Linked DNA regions of Homo sapiens: region 2 is linked to region 1. A link is a contact called in ENCODE Hi-C data. All regions are on one chromosome and are shown on one strand. Each heading gives the region's core, a stretch centred on a gene start or an enhancer-like site at or near the end of the contact. The rest is flanking DNA. Distances are from core to core; before and after follow the strand shown.

The links. A loop is a pair of places that touch in the nucleus more often than their neighbours do. Pooled maps may share reads with other maps.
Region 2: a loop to region 1 is called in a pooled map, with 8 times the contacts of the local background. The contact joins the promoter of VPS13C-DT here to the promoter of RSL24D1 in region 1. A Hi-C loop is called at or near these places in 4 of 50 pooled maps.

What each region holds. Positions count from the first base shown.
Region 1 is chr15:55,194,744-55,199,472 of GRCh38, reverse strand. RSL24D1 (ribosomal L24 domain containing 1) reads left to right here and starts at 2,532. Exons shown (of 6, transcript NM_016304.3): 1 at 2,532-2,663. The coding sequence starts at 2,583. RefSeq lists enhancers at 2,568-2,727, 2,521-3,412.
Region 2 is chr15:62,059,223-62,064,302 of GRCh38, reverse strand. VPS13C-DT (VPS13C divergent transcript) reads right to left here and starts at 3,800. Exons shown (of 2, transcript NR_135690.1): 1 at 3,460-3,800; 2 at 1,869-3,335. VPS13C (vacuolar protein sorting 13 homolog C) reads left to right here and starts at 3,856. Exons shown (of 85, transcript NM_020821.3): 1 at 3,856-4,028. The coding sequence starts at 3,929. RefSeq lists an enhancer at 3,545-3,594 and a silencer at 3,645-3,994.

The DNA of each region.
Region 1 (4,729 bases), core at 1,283-3,782:
AAGTAGTAGGAACAAACAGAGTTGGGAAGGAACTGTGTAAAGTTTGCAAAGATTGGTGAGGCTCTTCCATAATTGTTGAGGAGGATAGGAGAGGAAGAGTAAAGAAAAGTAAAATAATTTTCAGTCTCTTGGTTGACAATAAAGTATTGGGCAGATGTTTATTACTAAAATTTCTGGTATGTGCCTTTGTTATTTAACATTACTCTGGAATTACTGGTCGAATGACTAGACAAGAAAAAGTATCCAATAAAAGGAAAAATGTGTGTATTTGAAGATTATAACTATACAAACTGATTCTAGAGTTAAAATGAAAAGATAAATGTTGAAGAATAGCCAGATAAAAAATGAATAAGAAGGACAAGGAAGGAAGGGTGATATGGTTTGGCTGTGTCCCCACCCAAATCTCATCTTGAATTATAGCTCCCATAATTCCTATGTGTTGTGGGAGGGACTTGGTGGGAGATAATTGAATCATGGGGCCAGTTTCCCCTACACTGTTCTCATGATAGTGCATAAGTCTCACGAGATCTGATTATTTTAAAGGGGTTTCGCCTTTCATTTGGTTTTCATTCTCTTTGCCTGCTGCCATCCATGTAAGACCTGACTTGCTCCTCCTCGGCTTCTGCTGTGATTGTGAGGTGTCCCCAGCCATAAAGAGTCCATTAAACCTCTTTCCTGTATAAATTGCCTAGTCTAGGGTATGTCTTTATCAGCAGCATGAAAACTAATAGAAAGGGAGAGGAGGTAAACCCAGTTATTCAAAAAATGACAATAATTTAAATATTTGGGCAGTGGCACATTAACAAATAAAACGATGGAACTGAGTCCAGAAATGGAGCCATAGATGTGACATTATGAGTGAGTGGGGGAAAGGATGCTTTATCAACATACAGCACTGAGGGAAAGACACTGGAGTCTTATGTCATTTATACTTAAATTCCAGACGAGTTGAAAATTCAAATGCAAAAAAATGAAACTACAAAACATAAGAGAAAACATTTTGAAAAACAATTTTGGAGTGAGAAGTGCAGTTTAAAGGAAAGTACCAAATCCAAAATCATAAAAAAATTGGATAAATCTGAATATATAAACAACATATTTCTGCATGGAAAAATACCATGAGCAAAGCTTAAAACATTGATAGGGAAATAATTTCTAAATGCATGTCAGCAAAGGACTAACCTTAACGTGTAAAGTGCTGTTGAAAATCAACGAAAGAATAGAAAACTGCGTAGGACCTGAACAGGCAATTCACAGAAAAAAGCTGAAAAACATTGTGAAAGATTCTTAACATCATTTGTAATTAAATTCAAGTTGAAATAATAATAAGATAAATTTTCATCTCAGGTTGGCAAAGATCACTTTTCACAGCGGGGTAGTGAAACAGACATCTTATTTGTTGATGCTGAGTGTTAATTGGTAAAAACTTTTGGAAGGCAATTTAGTATTATCTGCCAAATTTTAAAACTATTTATCTATATCCAGCTCCTCTGATCCAGCAGTTCTACATAAACCCTCTCCTGAAAAAGCGTACCAACAGATACTTATTATATCAAAAGATAAGAATGCCCATCGATTAGTGACCAATTAAAATACTTTCATACAATGGCATATATATATGAAAAAGAATGTTAAATACCCTTTTACAGTAAAATATGTATCAAATGCCTATTATGTGCCAGGGACTGTTCTAGATACTGGGATGTAGTTGTAAACCAAACGAACTGAAATCCCTGCCCCTCATGGAGCTCACATTCCAATGAAGGGATACAAGGTAACAGCAAGATGCAGAAAAGAGTAAATAGCATATTAACTAGTATTATAAAGAAGAGGACGTAGAGACAGGCAAACACACAAATATACATGTTTGCCTATGCACAGAAAAGCTCTGGCAGGTAATAAATGGAACTGTTTTGCCCCTGGGGAGGAAGACCGCAGGTCTAGGGAGGGAGTCGTAGTTTCCGGCGAAAATATTTGTTTACTACATATGCATATTAATTAAAATGGGGGGGAGGCGGATAACACGATTTTATATTTAAAAAAATTGCTGGTAAAGTCCTTGGAGCATCAGCAACTCAACCGTTTTCATTGCAATGTTCGAAGCAACGCTGGATTGCAGGGTCTTCGCCGCTTACACCCTGCAAATCACTGTGGGACGAGAATCGAGGGCTGGTCTAGGGCAGGCAGTAGACAAATGAGTTAAGAGAGTGCTCTCGAGAGCACTCCGAGGCAAAGCACAAACCAAAGATACATAATACTTGCATAAATGCCGACACACAGAGAGAAAAAACTAGGCGCTGTGAGAGCAAGTTCACAAGGTGGCGCAGAACCACATTTCCCCAAAGTAACAGCGAACAGGTCTAGTCTGCAGCTCTGCGCCTGCGTCAAACGGCAGCGCATTTGACCACACGGCCGCCGGAGGCACAGTCGTGTTCGCATCTGGTCTAACAGACCCGCGAGAACGAAGGACGCTTGCCTTTTTCCGGTCGGGGAAGGGGGAAGAAGGTAACTTCCGGTGACGGGGTTGCATCACTTCCTCTCAAGCTTGGCGTTTGTTTGGTGGGGTTACACGCGGGTTCAACATGCGTATCGAAAAGTGTTATTTCTGTTCGGGGCCCATCTATCCTGGACACGGCATGATGTTCGTCCGCAACGATTGCAAGGTAAGGCGGTCGACACCAGTTCTTGCTTCAGCCTAGCTCCCGCGGTTCCTGGGCGCGGCGGCTCGGTGCTGGGTGCTTCTGCGTCTGCCGTGTTTGGCCCGGGTTCCTCCCGTTGTTCCCCTGGGAGGGTGGCTTAACTGGGCCTCCGTTCTCAACGTTCCGCTTCGGGGGTTTCTCCTTGCCCGTCTTCCGAGCGGCGCTGGCCACCACGCCACCCTTGGGTGGCGTTGGCAGCGAGGAACTTCAGGAGCGATCCCAGCTAGCGCCTACCAGGAATCTTGGATGTCTGTGAGGGCTGTTTGGCCACTCATGTACTTGGGCCAAATTCTTGAATCCAGTAAACTTTGTTGAGTGTATACCCTGTCAGGCATTACACTAAGGTCCATACTAAAGTGTAGAGGTTGATGGAAGTGTTCCGTATTGCTTAATGGTAGAGTTATGTATTAAGTTACTGCAGGTGAGTTGGGGAGGGTCCTGTACGGAAAGACTCAGCATAGAGGTGATATTTATCTTGGATCCTGAATTTTGCGGAAGAAAGCGGAGGGGGCCTTCTAAGTGGAAGGAAAGTGAACATTTTGAGAAAAGGCAGAGAACGGAGCAAATACATTTGTTTGAGGAAGTGACTGGATTGTAAATGATGATAGAGCCTTGGGCGTAGGGCTACAAGTATAATAAGTCTGTAAACGTAAATAATAAATATGAGTCCTAGTTGTGAAAGACGTTTTGAATGGTACATGAATTTGTCCTGTCATTACAGAATGAATCCCGTTCCTCTCTTTCTCAGAGAAACACATTGTTTCTCAGAATTTGATCTCTTACGTTTGCTTCTGAATTACTGGGCGTTTACAGATTCCTGGTTTTCACCAGATCTATTGAGTTGGAATCTTTGGGGGAGGGGAAGAGGGTCTAAGAATCTGTATATTAAGGTGAATTTGACGTGCTAAATAATTACAAGTCTGACTTCTTCACCTTATATCTCTGTAACAGATCAAAGATATTGACCTCATTAATTAGATCCAAGGGATTCAGCTGAAAGTGACGGACCAAAGCCATGTTTGATAACGTAAAAGAACCTAGAAGATTTTGAATACTTGCTCTCAGGAACATGATAAGAAGTTTATAAAAATGAACCAAAAGATTGCCAGGTTGGGGTCTAATTCAGAGTAGGCAGTATGGTTTTATACATGATGTCGTTACGATTTTGTGATTTTCGTCCAGGATGCTTGTCGGCTGGATATTGGAATTAGAACAACAGATCGTGAGAACTGTCAAGACCTGGGTATTGATTTGGTAGACACAGTGGAAGTTAAGTTGATGAAGAATAAGGACAGTGTTGAGTTGGTTGGGAGTCACCAGTGGATCCAGAAGAGAGTTGTTGGAGGAAATAAAAGATAGAGGGCCTGAAGCACTAACAAAGAACAAGTATCTCATCTTTTTTTATGCTTGATTTCCAAACCTAAATCTCCTGAGCTCCAAATCTGAATTTTCCATTGGATGTACCTAACAGTAGGTACAGTGGGCCTACTGAAAGAGAATTCCTTAGTACCTCAGATCTTTTTGCTCTGTGAATTAATACCACTCTTAAGTGCCCGGATAGTTTTGCTAGAAACATGAGAGTCGTCTGAATCTTTTCACCTTTTGTATCTAGTTATCAAGTCTTACCTATCCTGCCTCTGCAAAGATAGTGGTGTCTTTGCCTTCTTTCTACTTTCCTGTCCTAGTTCAGATTAGGCTCTTACCACTTTTATAGCCTCTTATCTAGCCTTTTTTTTTTTTTTTTTTTTTGAGACAGGGTCTCACTGTCTATTGCCCAGGCTGGAGTGCAGATGTGTGATCATGGCTCTCTGCAGCCTCAGTCTCCTGTACTTAAGCAGTCCTCCCTCCTCAGCATGCTGAGTAGCTGGGACTACAGGTGTGCACCACCATGCCCAATATCAAAAAAATTTTTTGTAGAGACGGGGAGATTAACATTGTGTGTGTGTGTGTGTGTGTGTGTGTGTGTGTGTAGAGACAGAGGCTTGCTATGTTTCCCAGGCTTTAACTAGTCTTTCTGCCTTTATTCTCTT
Region 2 (5,080 bases), core at 2,551-5,050, 6.9 Mb before region 1:
GATTGTTGTGGGGGTTAAAAAGATATGCATGAAAATGCTTGGTTGGCAGTTAAACACTAGCTAACAGTTATTATTATTACTATCATTTTATTATGAATGTTTGCTTGGGCAGGGATTAGCTGATTCATACATGGATTCCTTTAAAAACATTTTTCTCCTCAGGCAAGCAAAGCAGATCTACTTTGTTTTTATTAATGATTCACCTTCTTTAGTAACACCTTAATAGCATTTCCTGTACATGATTTTTTGAAAATAGCAGAGATTTGCCATTGCGTGGCTGGTCCCTGTGACCCTGTTAAGCCTTATGTTTTACTTAACTCGGAAGCACGAACCAACCACCCAGTACTTGGGAGAATGGTGTAACAGGGTGCCCGGAACACACAAATCTACTCACAGGAAGACAGTGGCTGTTCCAAGCTCCCAGCTGTAGCTGTGGGAACATCCAGTATTGGAGCTGGAAAACAATTCTGTAAAGTGAGCATGAATAGACCACATACCATCAAGACCAGAGGTGCTCTAAGAGTAAAAGGAAATTAAACATTTTAAAGCATACTTACAAAAATATAGGAGGTTGAGTGTCAAGGAAAGCAAGAAGAGAGATTACAACCAATAAAACACCAGTGTTCTGACTTATGCATCTTGTTCAACACAACTAGAGTATGGGGTACTGGAAAGAATACAGAGCAGGGAGTCAGGACACTTGGGTTTGGGTTTTTGCTCTGACAGTCACTAACTTGTGGGACTTTGGGCAAACCCTTAATTCTCCCTGGCACTCAGTGTCTCCATCTGTCAATTGAGGGGGCTGGATTAACAGGATGATCCTCCCTCTGGCACTAACATTCTGAAATCCACTCCCGTGCTTTCTCCTAGTTAACCTCCCTAACTTTTCCTGCAGTCCATGGTGTCATGGCTTATACTCCAGCTTTCTCCTCCATTTCCTTTCCCCCAAATTCCTTCTGCTTTTCTCCAAAAACTCTAGGGTTGGGGAATAGGGTATGGGTGGTGGTTAGTGTGAAGTTTTTTTTTTTTTTTTAAACACTTTTGAGTTAATTTTTAAGTGTCCCTAACTTATACTTTTGTTTTTAACAGAAATACTTTGCTCATCTGTTTTTATTGTTTAGTCCCTCATTGAAGTTTAGTTTTGTAATTTCCTTTGTTGTCATTCTCATTGTTCTTAAGCCAGAATGAAGGCAAGAACTATAATTAATTAGAATGCTCATTTTCTTTAACCTCTGTTATCCAAATTATTTCTGATATAATGCCATACATAAGGGTGCTAATGGTGTTTCTTGACATTGGTTATAGTTTGTTTTAAATTGGGACTGTATATTTCTGACTTGTTAAATAATGGAAGATTTGGGGCATTACTGAATGCACATAATCAATCCCTTAAAACATGCTGAAAATGGAAAATAGTAAAATTTAAAGCTTTTTATACTACATGATAATAGCATTTTTTTGTACCAAAAATGTAGAGCCAAATTTTCCACTCTGAGATTTATTTTTTCTGTCATGAACCTTTCAAAGTAAGATCTCTGAAAATGACTAATAGCCCAGTGTTGATTAAATTGTATAATTACCAGAAGAGAAAAGGGTGGCAGTGCTCAGAGAATCAAAGGAAATTAATATCTGCTGTGTGACTTTGGGTAAGTCACTTAACATTCCCGAGCTTAATTTTTCTGTAAAATGAGGACCATACTACTACCTGCATTAGCTACCTCACAGCTCTTTTGTGAGGAGTACACAAAAATGCCTACCTTCGCATAATAATGACATGAGGCCTTACAAAGTATAACTGAAACATAATAAAATTGAATGATGCATATGAAAGCACATTTACACATTATTCTTTCAAAATTACCAAGTTATACCATAGAACTGTAAGGAATTACTTTATTAGACAAAGCATTAGTGTTACTCACTTCTCCCAAGAGATTGTGCCTATTGCTCCACCTGCTTGACCAAGCTATGTTGCCTGTGCCATCTTTCCTATCATCTTATACTGTTATTCATACATCCTTGGATTGGCTTCTTTCTTAACTTTTTATGGTACATGCCTTATCTCAACCAGAACATATATTGCTTCTTTACATTCCTCTTGGAGCATAGTCAGTGTGAATGTAAAAAGGAAGCGGGATTGTTAGAGTGTATGACTAGAAAGAACGTGGAGAAAGTTTGAAGAGAGTGTTCTAAACACTGGGAAGTTATTGGATGTTTTTGAGCAGGTGACTAACCTAAGCTCACCTGTGCTTTGGGAAAACACATCCGGTGTTCATGAGAATAGACTGGAGGAAGGAATAACTGGAGGCTAGGAAGTGAATTTCAAGGAGATGGATGGCATGGTCCAGAAGAAAAACATGGAGAATTTAGGAAAGATGGCAAAAGCAAAATAGACAGGTTAGGCTGTTATTTGGTTGTGGATGGTGAAGAAATCCAAAGTACTTACTAGTATTTTGTCTTTGTGACCAGCTAGGAAAAACAGACGGTTAAGGATTTATCTTCTTAAAGAGGAATGGAGTGTGCAAAAGTGGGAGAGGAATGTGATCTTGATAGTACTAGTTAGTACTGACTGGGTCTTTCTTTGTACTTTTAATTTTATTTAATACACAACACCAATTGTAGCCATTTTGATTTTCTTTCTTCTCCAGCGGACTTTGAATTTAAGATTTTTCTTTGTGATCCTGTGCAAGCCTAGGTTGTTTAAGAAAAATACACGAATAGTTTCTCAGACACTTCCTCGTAGCAAAGCACTTATTAATGCTTGTGACTACAAATAATCAGCATTTCTTAGGTTTCTTCCTGTGTACTGTATCTCAACAACTTTTTGAAATATATTTTAGGAAAAAATTTCTAGTTCTCTAAAGAGGTGAATCTCAATGGGTGGTTAAATTTCACAAGGGTTGAAAGATCTTGTGGTATAAAAGCTCTGCTTTTAAGGTCGTGCTACATCAAAGACAGTTCAACGATAGCATGGAAGAAAGTGATATATAAATAACAAGTAACTCATACTTAAAAAGGCACTACTACGTTTTGTTTTTTATATCTGTAATGAGATAGGTAACTGGTTAGTGGCTAGTGAATTAAAAGCGAATCTTAGAGAAAGGGGAAAAGAACGCGTTTCCCACAAAACGCGTATATTCAGTTCTCATTCTATGATATCTGCCATTTGATGTGGTTCTGTTCCCCTCCTCCCACTTTCAAATTATTTGTCGCGCGCCAGTGGTCCCAGCTACTCGGGAGGCTGACACAGGAGGATCTCTTGAGTCCAGGATGTCAAGTCTGTAGTGAGCTATGATCCCGACACTGCATTCTACCCTTGGCAACAGAGCGAGACCCTGTCTCAAAACAAAACAAAACAGAAACAAAATAAAAAAACAATGTTTTCAAGAAGCAGAGACCAAGCCCCAGGCGGAGTCGAACTCTAGCAGGACAAGAACGCGGTCGGTCCCTTTCCCCCACCTGATCCACAGGTGCAGGGGTGGTTGCCTAGGTGACGCTCAGCGCATACTCCAGGCCAGGCGGCTCCGGACACCGCGATGCGGCCGGAGTTCAACAGCAGGTGACGGCGGGAAAGCAGAGCGGCCACATAGATGTCCCTGTACTCGGTAACTCTTGCCCTCCCTTGTTCTTCTCGAAGGTCCTTTTTTTTCTCGTGCACGGCTGACGAGACAGGCGCAAGCTAACTTCCCCCGCACTCCTCCGTCGGCCTCTAGAGGGCCAGGGCTGCGGCGCCTACAAAGCCTCGGGATCACAGCTGGGCCTCCTTAGCTACCGGCCGGGCGACAGCGCGCCTGCGCACCGGCGGGGTCACGCGCGCGGCGCGGGGGTGGGCCTGCGCCGGAGGGGCTGTCATTTGCAGCGCTGGTCGCAGCCCTCAGCTGCGCCGGGCGGTTCCGGCTCCTCCCTCTCCTTGTGCCTCAGCGCCACCATGGTGCTGGAGTCGGTGGTCGCGGACTTGCTGAACCGCTTCCTGGGGGACTATGTGGAGAACCTGAACAAGTCCCAGCTGAAGCTGGGCATCTGGGGCGGTAAGCGAGAGGGCGCGGCCAGTGGGCTGCGGGCGCTGAGGGCCCAGCCGAGGGCTGCTCCGTCCGGGATTCTGCCCGGGCCCTGCTCCCTGCGCCGCCTGAGACTCCCCATCCCGGTGCGGCAGGTGCTAGATGCGGGAGCCTCTGCCGCCCGCGGATTCTCGGGGTCCCAGTCCCGACTCCGGCTGGGGAGATGCGGCGGGATCCCGCCCGCGCTGCCAAAGTTCCCACCTTTCTCGTCCCCCGAGGCCAAGCCCTGGCCCTGCTGTCCCCGCCCTGCCCGTTTCTGTGGTCCTCTCGCTGCACTCAGGGTGGCCCCTTTGGCCCTACAGCATAAAAACAGAGCCCTTTCTGTTTCGGTATCGCGTGGAGTGAGCATGGTTGTCTGGTCATATACGCTCGAAGTGGCACTAAGAAAAAAGGAGGAAGTTGCATCTCGCAGTTATCTTCACTATCATTTTACAGGGAGCAAGAACTGGGTTCCTTCTCTTTAGGATTACCGGGTTTGGAGAGGAACGGGCAGGAGATCTTTAAGATAGGCGTGTGCTTAGGGATTCTTACTCTTAATGCTTTCAGCTCCTGTGAAAATGATTTCTTCCTTTAATATTTACTTTTCCGTCAATACGAAGAGGATTTTGAATTTTGTTTTGGAGCAATAGAGAGAAATTCAAGCCTCGACCAGCATCGTCATTAATTAGGTGTCTGCTTGGTTGCATGCTCAGGAATTTATGCCAACGTTTTTATCCTGGAGATTAAGTGTATAAAAGTATTCAGGAAATAGTGTACTTAAACATACACTCTTCAACGAGCTTAATCGTTTGCATGAATTACGTGTTAAGCTTTGAGGACTTTGGGACTTTCTCACTCCACAAAAGGTTTGGGAACTTTGTCAGCTTTGGAGGAAAATTCAAAAAACGACTCAAATGTATGGATCTGCTTTTAATTCAAGCAACAACAAATAGCTATAGACTTCCCCTGTCCACTAGGGTAACCACTAGCCACTGTAGCTGTGGAGCACTTGATATGAGGTTAGTGCTAATTGAGACTTGCTG